Regions from separate parts of the Mus musculus genome. Here region 2 is linked to region 1. The links are chromatin loops, found by intact Hi-C in ENCODE. Cell type or tissue: left cerebral cortex. All regions are shown on one strand. Each heading gives the region's core, and the rest is flanking DNA. Links, peaks and the distances in the headings are about the cores only.

Region 1 (11,354 bases), core at 2,175-10,174:
CAGGGACCCTCTAACCCTAAGACGTAGAGTCTACTTCCCCGGGTTTTCCTGTTTCCCAAACACCAGAATCTTTTTAAAGAAAAATTTCAGGAAGCCTTAGTTTTACAAACCCAACTTTTGCAATGGAAAGTCCCTCGTTCCAGGCAATTAGGGGATAGCATCACAGGAATGCACAGAAATATAAACTCTGTATTCTCTCAAAAAATAAACCTCCCTATCTTTTCTTTTTTTTTCCCACTACAACCAGACATAAAAATGGGCACCAGCAAGTAACAGTCAAGATGGACTGTGGGTTGCTGATTTGTAGTCCTATTATCTAATACCTTCCCTGTCTCCTCAGTTTGCAGGTACAAACCTGAGGCCTGTAGGGGTTGGACCATAACCCAGTATTCACACTAAACAAGTTTTAGGAGGCAGAGGGCCTGGGACCCCGTAAGACTTTAATTCCAGTGGACCCATACTCTGGAGACAGTTCATTTGGCAACAGCATCTGTGGCTTCCACTTTCTTGACCTGGGTGAGGTGGGCCCATGGCGTGATGGCAGCTGTCTTCACAGCCGTAGGAGCAGAGAAATCACCATGTAGAGTCCTACCCGAGGTGGTTTCGGTGGCCCTTCAGCTACCTGCCTGACCCAGACAGTATCACTGGACTGGAACAAGAGGAAACTGGTGGTGGACTCAGAGGTCCACTGGATCTCTCAGGTAATCTGATAAGCAGCCTTTGTGGAGGACTGGACTGCCCTAGTGACTTGAGAAAGGAATGGTTTTGCCAATTGCTGGTCTCTGAGCCTGGGAAGCAGTGGGGAATCTCTTTGAAACATCATCTCATAGCGGGTAAATCCCTCCCTATACAGGGCACAGTGGGTTGAAGACCAAGCAAAGGAAGGAGGCCTATCCATCTTTTGTTGGACTTTCATGAGAGTTTTGTTAGAGTTTCTTTTAATGTCCTGTTTTTGTTTTTGTTTTTTTTAATCTGGCTAGAACTCTGAGGTCTATATGCACAGTGAAGTTTTCAATCTGTGTCTAAAGCTTACCTATTTTAGTTGAGAGGTTTTGGCTACAAAAGCCAGGTTACTGTTTGACACCATTACTGGGGGAACACTAAATCAGGCGACCAGTTCCTGGAGATTTTTAAGCTACTATTTGAGCAGTTTCAGTCTCCGTGAAGAACACTTCTCTCTGCCCAGAAAAGCTATCTATAAAGACAAGCTTGTATCCTCTCCCAGCAGACTGGAGGTTGGTAAAGTCAGTGTTCCCAGAGTGTGTGGGGGGGTTGGTCTCTCATTTGGACACCTTCCAGGATAAGCGCGCTCTATTTTGGATTCACTTGAGCATAATGATGGCATCTGGCTGAGACATCCTATGATAGCCATACCTCAGTCTGAGCCGCTCAGAAAGTCTGTGGACCCCACATGCGTAGCCTGGAGAATGTCACCACAGCCCCGCCGGATGTTTCTAGGAGAATGGTCTTTCCCTCTGGTGTGGGAGCCCAGCAACCTGTGGGTTTGAACTGTCCAATTTTTGTTTATCATGGAGTCTTGGAAGTCTAGATTATGGTTATGTCACCAGAACATCAACAGGCCCCACCAGTCACAGGGCCCTTGATCAGGCGGCCAGGTTAAAAACCCAGCAGTGGAGGACAGCAATTAGTAGGAGAAGCCAATTAGCCTCTTGGAGAGCCAAGAATTTCTAATATTTTTTCCAGCAATGGAAAGCCCTTTCTCTAAATAGACCATACCATGCACATACCCAGTAGTTCTGATGGTCCGTGTATATGGTGGTTGAGTTTTCTTTTCCCCATCTGAGACCCCAAAGACCATCTGCTTTCTGGGCCTGAGATACCCGGCTTGGGCCCAAATCATTTAGGCTAAACTAACTATTGCAAATCCCATGTGCCTGATTTCATATTTTATCTCGTGACAATCGCAGATGAGTACCTGTGGGTTGCCATCAGCCAAGAGGGTAGCAGGGTTGATGGTGGTGGGTTGCTCAAACCTGACTCAATGGTGAGGCAGGAGCAGGACCTGATACTGGGTCACACAGTCATTAGAAATCCAGCATTCTGATACTTTTCAGGGGAGGGCCTCAATGATGTCCTGAGTGCTATGAGTATAAGATCTTGATCCATACTTAAGGTCTTTGCTTTCTTTTATTAAGTTAGCAGTAGCGGCCACAGCTCTTAGACAGGTGGGTACAACCTGTGGCTACAGGGTCCAGTCATTTTGGCAAGTATATCACAGGGTGTTGCCATGACCCCAAAGTTTAGGTTAAAACCCCTTTTGTCTTGTTTAATCTCAGTCTGGATTAAGGGTTCAGTGCCCTTCATCCCATACCCCTCAAAACACACACACACACACACACACAACTGTGGTGGTGTATAGAGGTGTATAGAGGCCTTGCTATTTTCACAAACTCTGTCATCCAGAGGCAGCAATATCCTGCTGCACCTACCTCTCAAATCTCAAACTCTCAAACCTCTTTCTTAGTCTTTGGAGCTGAGATCTGAAGTTCAAACCTACTCTGAGACAGGCTCCTTGCCTCCCCTTGGCTGGTGGGATCTTCTATAAAGCTAGGCTTTCTTAGCCAACATTTTGTAACCAACGATCTGTAACTCTTACGGCAGTCCCTTTTATAATTCATTTCCCAGGAAACCTCTGGTAGAAGAGCAGGAAGTCTGTACTTAGTGTCTTTAAATCCTGGGGCAACCTAGTGCAGGTATATTGCCCACTGTAACCTTTTAAGTGGGTCTATCCACTTAAAAGCAAAGATGGGTTGACTCATCTCTGACAGTGGGAGGTTGAGGGATGCATCTTTCAGTGTACAACTGTCTCTCTAAAATCGTGAGATTCTGAGACCCCAGATTTCTGCACGGGCAGGAGAATGACTGGCAGGGTACCGGGATGCCTGTCTCTTCAAGCCAGACAATATGGACTGCAATTTCCCTTGTTGTTTCCAGGGTCACTGGGTATTGTTTATGCTGGACAGAGGTAGCTGAACTCGTTAGTTGAACAACTATATGAGCTTGGTCCTGGCGTGGGGCTGGGGTTGGTTTCTTCTGACAGAGCACGAGACATACAATTTTTGCTGGGTATTTGTAAGTCTAACTACATCTCATCATAAGAGAAGGTGACAGTGGCTTTCAGGTCATGCAAAAGGTCCTGTCACAATCGGTTCTCTATTGTTAAAAACACTTTGACCAACCTACAGCAACTGGAACCTGCTAATACTTTTAAAAAAGAAAAGAAAAAGGAAAAAACCTTTATAATTTTTTCTAATATCTGGGGCCAACTGGGTGACAAAGGAAATGTTTAATCTTTTAAAAAAAGTGCCTAGTGAGATTCATTTAATGTCTTCCTGGTCAGTGTTAGGCAGAAACAAAAGTCCACTTTGTCCAGGCTGTGTGGTCTCCAGCAATCCACTGCCCAGTACAGAGGAAGTTTTGTTCATTTTAAAATTTTTATTTATTTATTTGCAGAATAGTGCATTTTTTGGATCACTGATTAAAAATGCAACACAAATCATAAAAGAGGAAGGAGAGAAACTTTCTCTTTTCCTTTGGGCTCAGCCCAGGGGGGACATTTCTTCCTCCCTGGGGCTGTTTAGAGCAGGCCACAGAGAGGAAATGCTTACCTGGGAGAGAACTATTTCCTGCATTCTGCTTAGAGGACAGGGGGCACTGGACGAGAGGCCTGTCCCCTCCCACATCCACACAGGAACCAACCCTGACTGTGAGCAGAAGTGTAGCAAAGCAACTAGCAAGGCCCCTTGCTCCTAAAGCGGGCAGGTGGACTCTAGTTAGTTAGTTAGTTAGTTAGTTAGTTAGTTGGTTGGTTATAACTAAATCAATCTATATTATTTAACTAAAAAAATCTATATCAAATAATTCTATATTGAGTCCAAAATAAAGTTAGTTAGTTAGTTAGTTAGTTAGTTAGTTAGTTGTGGGGCCTTTAAATTTGGTTTGGTTTTTGACTTTTGGTTTTGTTTTGTTTGTCTGTCTGTTTGTTTGTCTGTCTGTCTGGGTAACCTGGCAGAGTCAAAAGGATTTGGGTCCTTAATGGAATGGGGTACAGGTCTTAAGCCTGGGTTACAGGTTCTTACACCAGAGAAAGCCACTAGTGAATACAGAGAAATAGAACTGACAGAAACACGTAGACACAGACACACAAAGACACATAAGAGAGAGAGAGACAGACAGACAGACAGACAGACAGACAGACAAAGACAGAAAAGACAACAAGGGGTAGCCACCACATTTATATACCTGAACAGACAAAAGGATCCAGTCACAAATCACATGGACACTGGATCAGCAGACATGTCGACCTCTCCTGTGTGTCCAAACAGAATGTGCCATGACCAGACTTATCTCCGGAGGTCATAGACCAAGGCAACCTGCTTCCTTTCCCGGTAGAGGTGTGAGACCCCTCCAAAACCTTAGGCAGTGAGTGATCAAAGGCAGCTCTGGGAAGCTGGAGCATCTCCACTTGTGTCCCCCTAGGGGCCCCTTGACAGCCCAACTCTTCCTTGATCCAAGGGTCTCTGAGACACCTCCTCATCCCACCACCCCGGTATCTTGAAGTGTGGTCTCTGGGATCTTTTGAGGTATCCAGAAATATTGTGGAGTATTCTCCAAAAAGACTGCTCAGACATGGGTTTAAGCCAACAGAAAGGTGTTTGTTTTTTTTTTTTTGTTTTTTTTGTTTTTTTTAGACAGCCAACAACTACACTGGATGTTCAGGATGCCTATGCAGCCCTGAGCCTTTCTCAGGGTGAGCTTTTAAGCAGAAAAACCATGTTCTGTTAACAAGAACAGTTAGCCAGAAGCAGAGCTACAGAAGCTAAAAAGCAAGGTTAGTTCATTTAGAGACTTTCCCAGAACAAGGGACTTTGGTGGATTAGGCCTTTGTTTTAGTTTTGGCACGTGGTGCTGCCTACATGCTGAGTTTTACAGCCTGGATGGTACTTCCATCATGGGGTCAGTTGTACTAAGGTCTGAGGCCATTTGACAAGACCTAGACTACTCAACACATCTATTATTTTCTCTTCACTTAAACTCTGAGGTGATTGGTGTACACTTGGAGGCTAAGAAGCATTTCACGCTTGGATTGGCATTGGGAGGATTTAAATCAGAAACCCATACTTAGAGACAGATACTACAGATAATGCCCTTCCCATATCTAATGCAGATTAATGGTGTTTTTAAGGATGTTAAAAAGTGAATTTTCATTGCCAAAATGAGTAACTTCAAAATAGGTCAAATAGGCTGAAAGGCATAAGAATCTAGTGAGCCCAAAATCTTCACAAAGGCTCATATGCAAATAATCTGTAATCTTGTGGGGAGGGGCATTAGGAGATGGCTCAGTCAGTAAGGTGCTTGGAACCTCAGTCTGATCATTAGAATCCAAGTTCTTATGCCTGGAAGCCCAGCACTGGGGAAGCAAAGGCAGGTGGATTCTGGGGCTCCCTGGACAGAGAGCCTGGCTTAATCAGTGAACTGCAAGCCAGGGGCAGAGCTTACTTATCTCCAGCCCGTGTCCATGTGCCACCTGAGCAATATCACCTGTCACCCAACTCCAGGCGGGGTAACTGAATCTGTGTGTGCCTGTACAATACTGGTCCTTTTTCCTACAGAATCAAATGTCCGCTGGACAGAATGACTGACATACCCTATTGAGGGTAAGATGTGTAAGTTAACCCGTGGCCTCAAAAATATCTGGAATCTTAATGCAGAGATGTAAGAGATGGTTTATTTAGAAACCTGAGTGACACCAGGATAAATGAAGTGAGTAGATGGTAGAAGTATTGAGTGTGTCCCTTCCAATCATGTCTTACACATGCAGCAGGGAACTGTCTTCTAGTGTTAATTTTAGAGGAGTAGGTGACCATCGTGTTTGAGAAAACAGGCTACATGCTACCCAGGATCCCATCCACAGCTGGACTAGGATTAGTGATCAAAGAATGGATGAGAATGCGAGCAAGCACCCAGAGCGAACGATACAGCATAGATGTGAGTCAGGAATGCATCATCCTCCCAGTGGATTTCTTGCCCTGGTTGAAGTGGCTCAATTCTACTCCTCCAGGAAAAGAAAGGCACAAAATAAATTGATCAAGACAATCCTGGTCTCATTCTGACTTGCCTTACAGGACGTGGTAGCTGATGTTACTTTATCTACATTCTTTACCAGGAAGGCAGAGGCTGGCTGCGACCTCCCACACGCAAATGGGTTGATCATTTAGTCTTCGGTTATTGTAACGAAGGTGAACTTTCGAAGAGAACAAGAAGTCAGCGGATATTGGAGCTGGTAATTCTATCACAGGTGTAGTCTTCTCTTCCTCCGTTCCTTTCCCACACACCCCCCCCCCATCCTTATTTCCCCTCTCCTCCCTTCCCCTTTTCTCCTCTTCACTTTCTTCCCTCCTGTCCGGTCCTCTCCGGTCTTGCGTGACATTCCTTCTAATTGTACTATTTCGCTGAATTATGATTCCAGGTTTTCCATCTGAAACCTTAAGCCTTAATTAAGTCTCAAGCGTTAATCGCCATGATTTCTGACTTCACTAAATACATACATACATACATACATACATACATACATACATACATACATACATACATACATACATATCTTCTCTGACAGCAGGCCAATCCTGGTGGCCAGGATGCTGAGGGGGCAGTCACAACCGGAAAAGTTCTGGCTCAGCCCCAAACTCCTCTCCTCCTCCTCCCCGCCCCCTTACTTGTCTGAAGCCAGAGGTGGCCATTTTGGATTCGGGCGGAAATGAACTCAAAAGCGGCTGGTTAAAAACCCAAACATGAAAACCGGGATGCCCCTGCAGTCGGGCTGAAGACACACGCAGAGAGGCTTCCCTGCCGCCAGAGCCGGCTGCCGGGAACAGGCGTGCGGCGCAGGCTCCCCTGGCGCCCACACCTACCCGGGCCCGCGCCCTCGCAGCACCTGTGCGGCCGCTCTAGCTCGGTTCCGGGTTCGCGCCTCGGTGGTGGCGTCGGAGGAACTGAAGGCCCGGCTGTTGAGCCGCTTCCGGGCCCTCGGAGAGCCGCCGGAGCCGGGTCCTCGGGGGTGTCTGTGGGTGGAGGAGCCGGGGTCTGAGCGTCGGAGCCAGCCGCGGGCCAAGAGGGAGCGGAGCCGCCAGCCTCCTCCCGCCGCCCGCAGGTAACCGGGAGCCGTGCGGCCTGGACGGCGGGGCGGGAAGCGAGCCGGGGCGGCCGGTTGAGCGCTGCCCCGGGGAGTTCGGGGTGCCCCTGTGCCTGGCGTCTCGGGTGAGCCCCGCCGGCCGAGGCCGGTGGAGGGCCGAGAGACCGGGCCTGGAGTCCAGCGGGAAGGCCGCGCGGTGCAGGGTCCCCGACGAGCGTCCACACTCAGCCCCCGGGCTTCACGTGTAGAAAAGACAACAACATCTCCCAAGGTCGCTTTTGCTGAGTTCTGGGATCGCTGCTGCTGCTGGGTTGGGGGACATGTGTGTGCTCTGAGCTGATGTCACACCTCGGAGTACTTTTAGTCCACAGAGACTACATGTTTTGCTTGTCAGCTAGCACAATGCGGTTGAGTTCCTGACAGGGAACATACGTGGCCGAGACAGGGCCGCTGGTAAGATTTGTCACCCAGTATCTAAGTGCCAACGAGTACATATCCTTAGGACTCTCGGGCAAGTCATAACCTTTGGCTCTTTGAAGCGAAGGGAACTAGAACCGAAGAGAGTCTCTACTGTCGGGAGAACTAAGGGACATACTTCCCCCAGAGCACACGTGGTATGTGGTTGAATACCTAGGCAAGGTGCTGCTCCCAAACCAAATGGAACCCTTCAGAAGCTTCGCCTGAAGCCAAAGAAATGAGAAGGATGGAAGACATAGATAGATTAAAGTGTACAGTCACATCCTAGACTGTCAACTCGACGTTTCATTATAGAAAGTATAAGTGGTATAGTCAGTAAAAATGCCATATTAGAATATCCTTTTCTACCTTCGTGTGACTTTCAAAGCTACCTGGCACTATTTCATAGTCCCCTTCTTACTTCCCAAACCAAGAAAAAATCCGTGGAGTTGGGAGTGTTCCTTATGTCTTGCATTTCCATAAGCTCCTTTCAGCTCCGTCCTGAGGGTTGTAAAACACTGCTGGTGCCAGCGGTCCTGCCTCTTAGATACAGGCGTGGGGAGAACCAGAGTGACCGCCTTGTGTGTTCTCAAATCCAGTCCTCGGCGCCCTTTCCCTGCTGTGTTGGGCGCGGGGCTCTGTACAGGGCATCCTATTCGCTTCGGTAGAAACTGAGCCTTGCCTTTTTAAAGGTGCTCTTCCTTAGGGTCATAGGCGACTTATCACTGTGAAAAATGACTGGTTTTGGTAGCTTCCTAGTATTTTTGCAAATCTAAAGGTATTATGTTCGTATTTATAACATTGAGTTAGGGTTAATAGATAATCTAAGGGCCAATATTCCAACAAGGATTTGGCCTGCTATTGGAAATCAGTAAGCTAAATGCCCATTGCCCCTGCCTTTTGCCAGCGTGGCTCATGAATCTCAGTGACCGCAGTATCCCTTCAGGACTAACGAAATTAAACTGGTTTTTCTGCCAAGAAGATACTCACCTGCTGTGGTTTTCCTTTATTGTTTAATTTTGAAAACTTTTATTTTGTAGTGAACCAAAAATGCAGGCTAGGTCCACATACTTTTCAAATGAACCCTTCCCTAACTCATACCTCTCTTCTCACTGGTGTTTGAAGCAGGGGTCAGAGTAGAAGTGTCCGTTGGTCTCAGGGAGTGTAGGCCCACTCAAGCCACACCAGGGAAGCCGCAAGCACCTAGAGGCTTAGTCAGTGAGGCAGTGGAAAAACTGGATTGGAAGCCAGCTGCTCGTCCTGCAGGCACTAGGCAGGGCCAAGATGGAGGATGCCTGTGTGTCTCTATAAAGCAGCCATTCCCCCAGCTTGTGCCTACCATTATCTCACTGACCACTCACTTCCTTGGTGCCTACCACGTGTTTGCTTCCATGGGGCCCCAGCTCCACCTCCTGGTGACCCCAGCTTCAGATGTGCTACTAGTGATAAAGAAAAACATCAGATCCATAGAGGAGACAGTGGTCCGCCCCTTCATTCTGGTTGTGGATACTAAAGATCCGGCTGTGACTCGACTGCTCTTTGGCCAGGAGGCAGGAAGAAGGCCCTCGCCGCCCAGGGACCACTGCATCCATGATCAGAGCTTCTTTCTCTGGCTGCATGCATTGCTTTTCTCTTGTCCCAGTAAAATATGGCTGGTCCTTGTCATTCCTTTTTTTATATGATTTTTTTTTTTGGAATTAAACTTAATCATATCATTTTCCCCCCTTTCTCTGTCATCCCTCCAGCCCTTCCCGTGCATCCTCCTTGCCATTGTTCTCTCAAATTCATCGTCTTTTTCTTGTTGCATGTGTGTGTGCTCCTAAATACAGAAGTACATCTTGCTCTGTGTGTGTGTGTGCAAGCAAGCAAGCAAGTGTGATCTTAATGTTGAGCACATGGTATTGACTAACCAGCTGGGAGCCCTTCCCTCTGGAGGAAAACATCTCTGATTCTCAGCATTCCCTGGGTCCCTGTAGTTCTTTGGCTATGAGTGAGGTTGTGTGAGATTTCACTCTTTCAAGTTAGCTTGTCCATTGGTGTCCTTGTTGTTTGGGTCTTACTTAGGCGACCGTGTTAACAAGATGGTCTGAATCTCTGACTTTATTAGCACAAGAAAAGTCTCTTACTTTTCCTAGGAAATAGAGTCTCACAACAAACGTCCTGTCCCTCTGGCTTTTGCAAGCTGATCCCAGAGTCTCAAGTGCAGAAATCGCGCTCCAGGTCTGTGTGTTGGGACTGAACGCCGCAGTCTCCTGTTCTCTGCATTTTGGCCTGTCACAGTGGGTCTTGAGAGACAAACTGAGCTCAGTGCATTTGATAATCTTCCGAGATTTTGAAAAAGCCAGTATTCTATAGCTTCTCGCCCTCACATCTTCTCATTCTCTCGATAGTAACGTGTATGCATCTATACACACTTTAAACTCAGTGATAGGCATGGATTTTAGCAGCATTACATAGATTATATCTGTGGCTTTTCTTCCAAGTACAAGGAAAATTAAAGTTGAGAGATTTGTGTCATAATTATGGCGTTTGTATTTATCTAAAGGCTACTTACCTTTAACTGAAGAAGTTTATAAACTTTATAGATATTTGTGTACGATTGGGTTTGGGGGAGGAACTGCACGTGACTGTTTGGTAAAATACAGTTTCTCTGAAGTTGTTAGCTGTTAAGTAACACGCATTCCTGATAACTTGCTGCTCGTTGCCCATTTGTACTCTCAGATGCAGTTGTGGGCACTGCAGGAGTGAGTGGGTACCTGTTAGTGGTCACATTGAGGAAACCTGGATTAGCCAGCCTGGCTAATATTGCAGATCGAGATTTAATGTCTCAGTTCCTTTTCTTCTTTGTTTGTAGAGCTGTTTGGATTTGAGGAGGAGCTGCAGAACTGCCTCACGGCAACAGGGATGGGATCAGAGAACAGCGCTTTAAAGAGCTACACACTGAGGGAGTCTCCTTTTACCTTACCATCTGGACTTGCTGTTTATCCCGCCATATTGCAAGATGGGAAATGTGCTTCCGTGTTTGTATATAAGCGAGAAAATGAAGACAAGGTTAACAAGGCTGCCAAGGTACTGTGCTGCAGTTGTCTTAATAGCATCTTTATTACAGCCACATGCAGAAGTATTTTATGATTTGGTGTTATAAAAACAGTTGTCCTGTCTCCAGCATACTTTCACTATAGCCAAAGACCCTCATAGAACTCAGTGTAATGGATTTTAATCATGAGAAAGGTAGGCAGGTGATTTCATATGTCTACTCTAAGAATGTTTATCCTGCCTCTGATTCTTGATGAGAGACCTTACAGGATCATTGACTTCTGGGGGCGGGGGGGTCGAGCTCCATTTTGGCTCCACTAAGAAAGTCCTTGGCCCCTTAAAGTCACTGCTGCATTTGGTTGAGATTATTAGTGCAGTCAGTTTGCTATTTGGTTCCATGTCAGGGGATATTGACAGCTTAGAAGAAAATGACTTGAGCTGATGATATGTCTCAGTCATAGTATTCAAGTAACACGGTTAAGCACGCGATCCATCCTCAGCATACACACATCAAAAAACAAACAAACAAAAAAAGCCACAGAAAACATATGACCCCATCTTGTAATAGTATTCAGTAAATGAGCCAATTTTTTTTAAAGCAAGGCCATGTCTTGGTAGTTCCTTGGATAACCTACTTTGCATATTATCTAAATCACATCTTCAAAAAGTTTCTAGAGAGAAAACTATAGTTGAGTGCATGAATGAATTC
Region 2 (11,354 bases), core at 2,275-10,274, 1.2 Mb before region 1:
TTAAAAACTGCAAGTAGTAACAGTCACTCCCAACTCACCAGGATGAATGGGTGGAATGTCCATAGCAGGCCTTCCTGATATCATTCGAGGATCCATATAGGACTGCATCATGAGCCACCTTGGGTCAAAACCCATAGAAGCCAGATGTTGAGGGTGGGGTTGCATTGGCTGGTAAAGGGGTCTGTGTGGTGGAGGAGGGACTGAACCATTAGACGGCTGTGAGGGCACAGTCTGTGGAAGCACACCTTGCTGCTGCTGCTGCTGCTGCTGCTGCCACTGTTGCTGTTTCATCTGCTCCTGGAAAACCAAAATCACACTTACTGACATTTCTATTCTATAATTAATTAGTGTAACCGTATTTGAAAACAAAGGTGTTTGGGAAATTTAAAGATAAAAACAATCAGCACAGAGTTGGCAAAAGACCAAATAAGTTACAGTAATTTCTTATAATTCACATAAGCATCTCATCATTTCCTAGAAGTAGAAGATGTGTCTATGAGTAAAGCTTAAGACAAAAAAGACATGATAGAGAAAGTCAACTAACTTCTCAACAACCAATTCTCAACAAGTGTACTACAAAGAAAAAAGGAACTAAGGTAAGTTCCTATGCTTTATGTATTTTGTTTTATATTATATTATCAGATCCTGAAAGATAAGATATCTATTTCCAATCCCATATATGAGGTAAAGTATTTTTGGTTTTAGTAGTATTACCTGCTGACGCTGAAATCGTGGTGGCAATGATTTCTGAAACTGTTTGAAATAGCCAGGTCGAGGTTGAGCCCCCGATTCAGGTTCTGCTTCTTGTACCACTTGTGTGGTCTCCTTTTCACTGCGATTGCTGTCCTGCCTAGTGAAAATTGGTTCTTCTTCTGCTCAAAGAAACAGTAAAAAATAATCCTATCAAACATGCTGTTAAAGAGGAAAAAGGATCTCCATAATACTCCAAATCATCACTTTGTAACCCAATATGAAAAACATCAATAACATATCACTAAACTATCAACAGATTCTTATAAACCTGGACTCTAAGGAGAACACAGATCCAAATCCTTCACTTACACACATATGTATTTACTTGACAAAAACCCAAGGTCCTAATACTTCTCATTTATTTCAATAAATATTTATGTTAACACTCAGTATTTACATGATATGATCTATACCTGGGAAGAGGACAATCAAGTGTAGCTGCACACGCCTTTAACCCCAGCACCTCGGGAGGCAGAGGCAGTCAGATTTCTGAGTTTGAGGCCGGCCTGCTCTACAGTGCAATTTCAGGCCAGTCAGGGCTATGTCAAGGACCTGTTTACTGTTTTTATCCTGAGGAAAACTTGTTCCATCTGTCCATCTGTCCTAGAGGATGATGCATCACAAGTATACATGCAAGGCCCTGCCTTCACCTCTCCACCATTAACAACTAAGGAGAATGCATAATTAACTATGAAATGTGGGTGGGGCACCATACCTTTCTTGCAGTTGTTTTCACTTTCTTGGTTTTCTGTCGCAGGCTCTACAACAGGCTCTTGGGGTTCAACTTTTTCCTCTTTTTCCTGTTCCTTTGGCTCGCCCTCCTTTTCCTGTTCTCTCAGCCTTTGTAGTTCCTGCTCCTTTTCTCTCTGTTGTTCTAACTCTTTCTCTTGCTGTCTTGCCCTCTCCATTTCCCTCTGCTTTTCCTGCTCTTTCTCAAGCTCCCGCTCTTTCTCTTTTTCAAGTTCTCTCTCCCGCTCCTTCTCTCTCTCCCTTTCTCTAAGTTCCTCTGGAGATGGCTGCTTTTCTATGATCCCGAGCTTCTCATCCAGCTGCTTCAATTTCTCTGCGCACGCTGCCTTCCTCTGTTCCTCCATCCTTCGCTCTTCCTCCTCACGGCGTTTACGAGCACGCTCTACTGCTGCAGATATTTCAGACTGTTGTTTTCGTCTTTGCTTCCATATTTCATCGTTATCAGGTACTGGAGGCTTGGAGGGAAAGGGGCCTTGTCTTCCAGGTATTTGTCGATCTGGAGGTGGGGGATGCTGAAGGAGTAAGAGACCAGATGAAGATAAGAACTTGGTATTCGAAATAATTTGTTTTTATGTCTATGTGTGTGTGCATGTGTGCACATGTGAAAATCAGAGAACAACCTGTAGGAGTCAGCTCTCTTATCATTCCATTATATGGAATCTCATTAGAGTGAACTCAGGTTGTCAAGCTTGGCAGCAAGCACCCCTAACACCTGAGCCATCATCACCCTGATCACTTTCTGGGACTGATATTGTGTGCCATAAATATGGAGAGATGGGAAGGGTCAAAAAGAAGGAAAAAGAAAGAAGGAAGAGATTCTGTTAAAGCATAAACAAGACAATGAAAAGAAAAAGGGCCAGCAAGATGGTGATGGAGGATAGAAGTAATCTGTTGACAATTTAGACAGCCTGAGTTTAACCCCAGGTCCCACACTGTAGAAGTAGAGAACTGACTTCCCAAACTTGAACTTTGACCTCTGGTATGTGCATAAAGACTCTTAAATAGTAAGTCTAGACAATATACTAAATTAGGAAGGGAAAAATTAATTGGAACGTCAAACACCAAGTGAAGAAATACCCATTCACTGTGTTAGGCATTATTGCTCACTCAGTTATACTAAGATAAAAGATCAGTTTAGAGATAATAGAAATTTAAGTGCATGTTTTAGTAGTAGTAGCTTGCAGACAGAATGCCTTAGAAGGGGAATTCCTCAGGGAGAAAAATCAAGGCCCAAATATGTAAAATGACAGCTCATGGGTACCAAGGAGACGAACAAGGAAGCTGCAGAGTAAGAAGCAAGGGACAAGATGGCTGCTAGAGAAACGGCCTTGAAGGAAATTTCAAAACTACGTCTGGAAAGAGAGATTTACACTGTATCCAGAACACAATGAAGATTTTAGTTCATGTAACTGATATTATTTTCATTAACATTTTCAAACGATGACAGAGTTTAACAACACTGCTAAAAACACCAAAAATAAGAGAGAAAGTACACAAAGTGCTAAATCATAAAGAAACAAAACACAAGATTTTCAACATAGAGAAGTGAAAAGTCACCAGGATAAAGAAGGATGGAGATTCCTATATTGCCCAGTTAGAATTCCAAAAAAAGAAAAATAGCAGCATAGTGAAATCAAATACCAGTAAGTAAATGTATACCATGGCAACGGATAGAAAGACTTCCCATGAGGATGGGATACACACCAAGCTCAGCTGCATCACATCACTCCTGCTCTTTTTACCTTCACATATCTCAACCCTAACACTGTTTTTCCTGTGCTAGAATTGTGCTGATGCAGACGAATCTCTTGTGCTATTCTCTCTGGCTCACTACAATACTGTGGAGGCTATTTTGTGGTGGCTTACACCATTTCACTGCCGTTTAGTAGTCCAAGGTACAAGAACAATGACAGATATGTATCCTGTGGTATAAAGGCACACATCTGCATATTTTCATTCCTCTTGAATAAACAGGTGATAGTGACCCTCTCAATTATGTTTCCTTAACAGGAAACTGCCAAGCTGCCTTCCTATACTGTTCAAGCATGCACGCTATCCTATATGTTATTACTATAGGGCAATGATGGATGCAAAGAAAGAGTATTACCGCGATTTAAATTTGCATTACCATGGTTATTAGATAGCACATGTGCTTACTGGCCACTCATATTTTTCTTTGTGAATGTGTGTATATATGGTTTTTATATAAATGAATGTGTTCATTACATATATAAGCGTACAGAGGTTAAAAAATGTCAGGCAATACTGTTTAAGTTAAAGTGTCATTGTTGTTCATTATTGTGCACACCACAAACATGTGTGATTCTCGTCTATGTGGATATTCTTATGCTCATGTTTGTATCGCAGGTTCTTACTGGGCTATCTCCCTAGACCACAGTCACAGATTTTCTTTGTGAAGCTAAAAATCCTTTTTACTGAGTTAGGTGCCATACTATTATTATTATCATTGTTTTTTTTTTTCTTGGCATAGTCTAGTACAAGTTCTCTGTTAGATTAATACTTGGAAATCAAATTTATTAGAAGAGGCAATAGATGTGTACGTGTGTTCATGCAGCACTCCTGGGAGTGATGGTAAATTTATGAGTCATCCAGCTAAGCTCAACTTACTAAAAGAATTTTGCTATGATGGAGAACAAAGACATAGAGCAGATGATGAAAAAGAATGAAGAGCAGGGTATTGCACTCTATAGACAGTAAGTGGCAGGACTGCCTGCCGTCAGGGAACAAGGAAGGAAGACTACAAGTGTGAAAGTGCCCGACATCAGCTCTGTGCTTCCTTCCTTAGTGAGGTACTCAGTGCGCTTGTTAGGTAAGAAGGATGAACTAGAAGAAAAACATGCAAAAGCCACACTGAACAATGTACAACTGGTTAATGAAAGTTATAAACATAAAAGCATCATTCCAACAGAAGAAAACTTCACAAAGCCAAATACAGAGTATACATCAACACTTATTTAAAATTTACCTGTTGTGCAAGCAACTTGGGAGGTGGTGGCAAGTGTGAAGATGGGCCACGTTCCTATGAAGACCAAGAGATTTAAAAATTTACCCCACACATTTATGACCACAGTCAGTGTACTAATTTTCTCAACGAGAACACAAACCTGTTCAAAGTCAACCTATTGGGCCTGTCTTCATTTTAGAAGTTAATCAGTGACTGTAAAATCACTTTTTACAGAACCACACAGCCATATCAGTATGGTAACAAGCAAACCTACTACAAAGAGTGGAAAATTTCCTTTCCCTTTCAAAGACTGCCAGTTTGCTCCCTATAGCTTACTAACAGTTATGTTCTTCCATCTGTTTTGTACAAACGCAAAAACCACCTAGATAATTACAGCCTCTTTCAGTTTGTAATGTAGCTACTGCTATACCATCTCAACTCATGAGATCAAAATATATGCTCCCCATATATTTCTCTCCTTTTGCTATCTTTTCCACAATAACCAGGTATTGTAAGTCTCCATTTTCTTCATGTTAAGATTTCTCTACAGTGTATTCTTTCCCATGCAAGTAGCACGATGTAGAAGACATTCAGTAGATGGTAAAGCGCCTTGTTTATTTTGAGAAAATATTCCTCTACTTTGACCTGATTTAATCTTCAGTTTTGGCTTGACAATTAATTTTAGTAGCCATATCAGTAATTTCATTTAACAGGCAATAAAAGCAGCAAAAAAATACACAGCCTCAGTCAAGTACTATACATCACATGCCTGACAGTTCAGCACCCAGAGGAGAGGCAGGAGGATCTTATGTGTGAATCCAGCTCAAAACTACAACCAGCACCCACTGCCTGCCTGCAAATCACACAAAAACCCCTTTCTCAAGTCACTCCAATTTTGGTTCTAAGATCAACTCATCCAAACTATTGGTAATGATAAGGACCTGTACAGGCCCAACAAACCTGATTAAATGGTGGTCCCTTCCCATAAGGACTTTTTGTGACTGGAGGCTGAGCAGGTATCTGAGAAGATGATTTAGTGCTGGAAGCTTCATCTACTTCTTTTCGGTTTTCTGTGCTTTCAGGTGTTTTTGCAGTTTGATCCTCACTGAAGAACCAAAATGGAGAAGAGGAAAGGAACAAAGAAACAGAAATTATGTGAACAAGTGAATGACTTTTCCTCTGGGGGGGGGGGGTAGTTTTCCATATAATTTCAAGGGAAGAAAATGTATAAAGCAATCACTGACAGGTTTGTGACTCAGTGATGTTAATACTGAGATGTTTCTGTAGTGTTTTGGGGAGTATTTAGTTCACACTGTCAAAGTGTAATAACTAAAATAGCAGTATAGCAGCTGCTCAAATTGGATACTCATCTGTGATGTAAATGAATCTAATACACTTTTTTTTCTTGCCTGTCCTCTCAAGATGTCACCTAAATATAAATAAGTGATACTGAAAATATTATTCCAGCACTCGGGAGGCAGAGGCAGGTGGATTTCTGAGTTCGAGGCCAGCCTGGTCTACAAAGTGAGTTCCAGGACAGCCAGGGCTACATAGAGAAACCCTGTCATGAAAAACAAAAAAAAAAGAAAATATTATTGACTATATTCTAATTTACTCTGGTTCAAAAGATATATTAGTGTATGTATATATGTATGTATGTATGTATATAGATAGACAGATATAAAATAACCTCAACATATCAGGTATCTCAGAGATGACCGACCAATCATGAAACTATAGCATACTATAATGCCATGCCTGAGAAAACTACAAATTGGGCACGTAAAAGCCCAATGTTTCTTACACATTAGCCCATATATTCCTTACTTGGATGCCCTTCAATAAGTAACAGAGATTAAAAAGCTCCATTTCCCAAATCTCTAATGCTGTTTGCCAATAAGCTTTTAGGGAATAACAAATAATGAATAAATAAATAAAACAAGATCCTGAAGCAATTAAGTAAGCTAAGAAAAATAAAGAAAATCTGTAGTAAAAAAAAAAAACAAAACAAAAAAAACAAAAACCGTATGAATGAAGCATCTTTGTACCAACAGCTCATGTTCTATCAACAAAGTCACGCTATCAATAGCAAGACTGTCACAAATTTACCTGCTGCTCTCTTTAGGACTAGTACTTCCTTGCTCATCATCATCACTGAAGTTCAGCTGTTCTGTGTAATCTACTTCCATCTGAGCACCTGGTAAATGAAGGAAAGCATAGATGGAGTGAGTTCATAAACACACCACTAACTGTGTCAAACTAAACCCCAGGCAGTTTCAAGTGTTTCATGAACTGTTCCTCACCTGCCCAACCTTCATCTGCTTCAGCATCTAGGTTATCAAATTTATCGAGCTCCTTCAGTTCGGATGCACTAAGGATGGATGGGCGTTCAGGTTCAGAAGCCCAAGAAGGAGGAGGGCCTCTTCCTCGAAGGCTTCTAATCAACGGGAGAGCAGAGGAAAAAATGCACAGGTTTTAGTTATATTGACTTGAGAGTATTAAAACATTGGAATTTAGTTCATTTCAATTTGATATTAATTTTTTCTATAGCAAAATATACCCTGGAATGACATGAGTATAAAGAAATCATTAAAATATACTTAGTAGCTTAAATAGTTCAATTCTTTTCATTTCAAAATAAGTAATTAGAACCATTAAAAAGGATCCTAAAATTTCTACAGTAAGAGGAGAGTAAGAAAAAGAATTATCACTAGTTTTAGAATCATGATTTCCTGTTTTCAAAAATTTATGCCAATTACATTTTTAAAATACTCAACTATTTCGGGTTTTGTTTTTGATTTCTGAGACAGAATCGATCTCTCTCTCTCTCTCTCTCTCTCTCTCTCTCTCCCTCCCTCCCTCCCTCCCTCTCGCCTAGCTACTATTTTAGTTTTAGCTTACAAGAGGTAAATAATTATACTTTTGAGAGCGAACCCTCAATGTTAAAAAAAAAATCTTAAAGCACATATCCCCTGTAGGCTTTGTCTAAGTCTTACTTGTTTGCTTCTGATAATGAAGGTGGGAACCTCATGGGACCATGTAGAGGAGGATATGCCATCCTTGGGTACTGCTGAAACATCTGGATGATAAAAAAAGTAACTTATGATACACAAGTTCAGTTTGAGTAGCTCTTAAAATGTAATGAGGTATGAATGGTTGATGCAAATAATATGAATATTCAACTTTGTCTGCTAGTATAGACCACCACTCATCCTCACTAAAAAACCATTTACAGAAAAGTGATTCCAGGAAGTCTTTTTTTTGTTTTTAAGGCAGGGATCTCACTATGTAGCCTTGGCTGGCCTACAGTTTGCTCTAAAACAGCTAGTTGTGAACTCAGGGGATCTGCCTGTCTTAAAGACATATGTTTTCACACCCCCACCTCTAGAAATACTAACAAAAACCTAACTAAGACACTGAAGAACCTCCATATCACATTAATATAATTAACTTATGTAATGACACAAACTGTAAAAACCACAAATCCGTAAACCAACTAGAAAAACAATGATAAAGAGGAAATCACTTCAGATAACAGACAGATGTTAAGAATGGCATAGAAAATGTGCTCTTAGTCAAGTTTCTCTAGAGATGACATGAATTAAGTACTAAAAAAAATCCAGTCAAGGAAAAAGGTAAGCCTAAAAGTGGGTGGGGGCAGATTATGCAAACCCTGGTAACTGAAGGACTCAGCTATGATCTGGATGGAGACAGTCTCAACACATTTATTCATTTACAGACACATAAGCCTGAAATAATTTTGCTTCTGCTGAAAAAGGTCTTACAAAAACAAAAAAATAAAAAACAACAAAAAAATCTTTTTAGGTAAGGAAATCACACTTAGAAAGGACTTTTTGTGTGACTGTAATGTCTAAAGGGGCCATTCCTACCACACAGGGCTGAAACTAGGTTGAATTAAACACCAGCTCAAGGTCAACTATCAAGTATTGAGGAAATCTGTGGGCATTGGCTACAGCACTATAGCGAAAGGAGTAAAAATGGATGCAGTCTTTAGTTTACGTTAGCTCCCCCTTTAAATTATTCAGACATGTTAATTCTATGAGGTGTATAGCTTAAAATTCGGAGTTTGCCATAACATTAACTGCAGAAACTATCTCTAACCACTCAGTATCTACTTGTGGTGTAGACTGGGTGACTGGCTTGATAGAAGCAGCTGGTACTGAAGCCTTCTCTGCCCTTTGCTTTGATGCGCCTTCCAATATCCACACCTGGAAGCTCAAAAATCTACAAGCACAATTTGAAAATTAGGCCCAAACTGACCGGGTCAGTTTATAAAGTTTTCCTTACTTTTTTTAAAAAAAGTCATGCTCTCATACTTCTTAGGATATCATCCTTCAGCACTGTGGGGGAGTTAAGGTCATGGCCTCAAACACAATGAACTATAACCTCCCACCTTTAAAAAATACTTAATTTCCTTTGCTTTTCTGGCACAGTTAAGACATGGCAGAGAGAAGGAACAAAGCACAAGCAACTTGACACAAATAAGTGAAAGAAAGAAAAGAACTGCACAGAGGCGTCTACACACAGGGAAGGAATGAGACCCCTAAGAAATATCAGTCATTACCTCGATCCTAACAATGACCTACCATTTAAGAATTCATTTTTTTTTAATTTTAGCCACCTTAATGGAGCTATGTATTTTCCCATGTTTTCTCCTTTTAAAACACAACCAAAAATATCCACAAATGAAATACTGTATCCAGGACTGGAGAATGGCATTTACCACTACTCTTCTGTAAAACTTAATTGAGGTAGGCATAATAGAGCATGCATGTCCCTAACTTCAGCACTCAATAGCCTGGGACAGGACTAATCTTGAAGCCTACTTGAACTACTCACGAGACCTTGTCTCACAAAAAAGCAAAATGTAGATTTAAAAACATAATTAGAATTCAAACAATTCTTAACCTTTAGGCTCTTTGTTATTGGCCATGAACTATCAGTTGGGCAATTTAGCAAACCCAATGAACTTATCTTAAAAAAAATTTTAAATCTGTAATATAAAATACTCATTAACACAAAGAACTGGTAAACTAAAATTTTATTTCCACAATAATTAAAAGTTGTGATACTGCAATTAACATTTGTGCTTATGTTTACTTTTGAGACAAGGTCTCACACACTACGTAGTCCTGCTGGCCTCAAACTCATAGTGTTCAACCTGCTTTTGGCTCCTAAGAGCAGGGACTTAATATGCTGTAAAAATATGTGGTCTAACATGATAAAGCTACTTGTGCTACTGAGGCATGTGACTTGTTTACCTCACTATTCTCACAATCAGACTTTAGTTAGATGCTATTGAGACCAAAGATCTACATCTTCCCCATTTCTTGAGTCCCAGAGTAGAATATTCTTTTGACTGATTGCCATGTTTAGCAATACTCACATATGGAGGCATCATAGCTCTATACTGAGAAGCAAGTGCAGGTTGCTGTCCATTCAGTTTGGCCTGTGGAGGACCACAAGCTATTCTCTTTTCTACCACTTTGAGAATATCATTTTGTTCTGATGTTATAGCCGTGCTTTCATCCTGGCCAAGTTGCTTTTCATCCTGATCAGAGGAAGGTGACCCAGCAGACTTACCACCATCTCTCCAGCAAGCAACATCTGGGATGGAGGACAAAAAGGATTAAGAAAATATTAGTAACATAACAGCAACAGCAAGCTTAGCATATTTTAAGAAAATGCCACCAAGTACAGTAAGAGTGGGGATTTGCTGTCTTGTAATGCAGACTAGAGTCATAGATTGTGAAGCAGAAAGGCTCTATGTCAGGCAGCCATGACAACCCATGAAAGGAGGGTTATCAGCGCTTGTATAAAGCTTTGTCAGTGTTTCTGTAGTGGTTCAAAAACCACTATTCTCACTTGGACTGTCAGGTAGGCATCTAGAGGGAAGGAAGGAAGATAAGTGAAATTCTATACAACTCAGAAAAGCTGATGGGGGATGTTCACATCCATTTACTTTAGTCAACTCTTACTAATTACATGGGACCAGAGGAGCAGATTCAGTGACATTATCTTGTTTACATCTTTAATCAAGTAAAACCACTCTGGTTTTAAGGAAATCCTGAACAGACTATTAAGAGACAAATATCCCCCTTCTAGAAAACAGTCCACTCTTTCATATTAGCCTCTCCCCATCACGTATTTTGGGGAAGGCACGTCATGAACAGTAACAGCAAAGGGGGCTTTGAGAGAATCCTTTAGTCACAACGTTTAACCAGGCCTCTTTTGGATTCCTTCAGAAATGGTGGGAGGTCATGTGTTGGGTTCAGTTTGTTGACTCAAGCTGCCACATTTATTAGGAGACAATAGATAACTTTTGGGTCAAAATGTAACTAACTGAAGAAATAGTGGAGCTGATCCAATTTTAATGAGTAATTGATTATGTTATAAAGGTTAAACAAAAATTTATGATATATGTAAGTTTGACAAGGAATATTGACAAGAAATAGGTTAAAATGTAAAATGCAATGTATATAACATTAAAATATAAACCTATAAAATTTTGCTAGAGGAATCTCATAGATATAGTCTGTTGAAATGTTTCATGATGACAACATGAAGCTAAAACATTTACATGTGTCTCAAAAATTTATTTCTTTTTTTATTTTATGCTTTATAATGCACATAAAGTAACCTTCATTATCCAAAATATTTCATTTTGAGTCCAGAAAGCAAAGAATCATGGAATACAAACAAAAGTATATTAAAAAAATAAAAATAAAAATGGGTAGATCTTACACAATGGGGAAAATATGTTAAAACCAAAACAAACCAATCTCTCTAGATAGATAGTATGTGTGTATATGGATATGGACAGCTAGGCACAGTAGCATATGCCTATAATCCCAAGCCATGGGAG

Evidence for each region. A loop is a pair of places that touch in the nucleus more often than their neighbours do. Peaks named below come from ENCODE experiments on the same cell type or tissue, not always from the same donor. Only the 100,000 strongest peaks of a DNase experiment are listed, where the experiment ranks them.
Region 2: it touches region 1 in a loop (4-fold over the local background); 10 of 42 quality-filtered maps call a loop at or near these places.

What each region holds. Positions count from the first base shown.
Region 1 is chr1:163,923,016-163,934,369 of GRCm38, forward strand. It overlaps Scyl3 (SCY1-like 3 (S. cerevisiae)), which reads left to right and starts at 6,750. Exons shown (of 14, transcript NM_028776.5): 1 at 6,750-7,171; 2 at 10,464-10,678. The coding sequence starts at 10,514. In left cerebral cortex, for the core only: no CTCF peak of the experiment used is centred there; DNase peaks (open chromatin) are centred at 6,036, 6,760, 6,957, 7,513 and 1 more place; H3K4me3 peaks cover 2,397 bases; H3K27ac peaks cover 1,585 bases.
Region 2 is chr1:162,708,815-162,720,168 of GRCm38, forward strand. Prrc2c (proline-rich coiled-coil 2C) reads right to left here. Exons shown (of 35, transcript NM_001081290.1): 6 at 9,876-10,096; 7 at 7,465-7,547; 8 at 6,772-6,905; 9 at 6,578-6,665; 10 at 5,429-5,573; 11 at 4,490-4,543; 12 at 1,469-2,015; 13 at 715-872; 14 at 39-297. Among named protein-coding and RNA genes, the nearest start is that of Prrc2c, 26 kb to the right of the region's middle. In left cerebral cortex, for the core only: no CTCF peak of the experiment used is centred there; no DNase peak of the experiment used is centred there.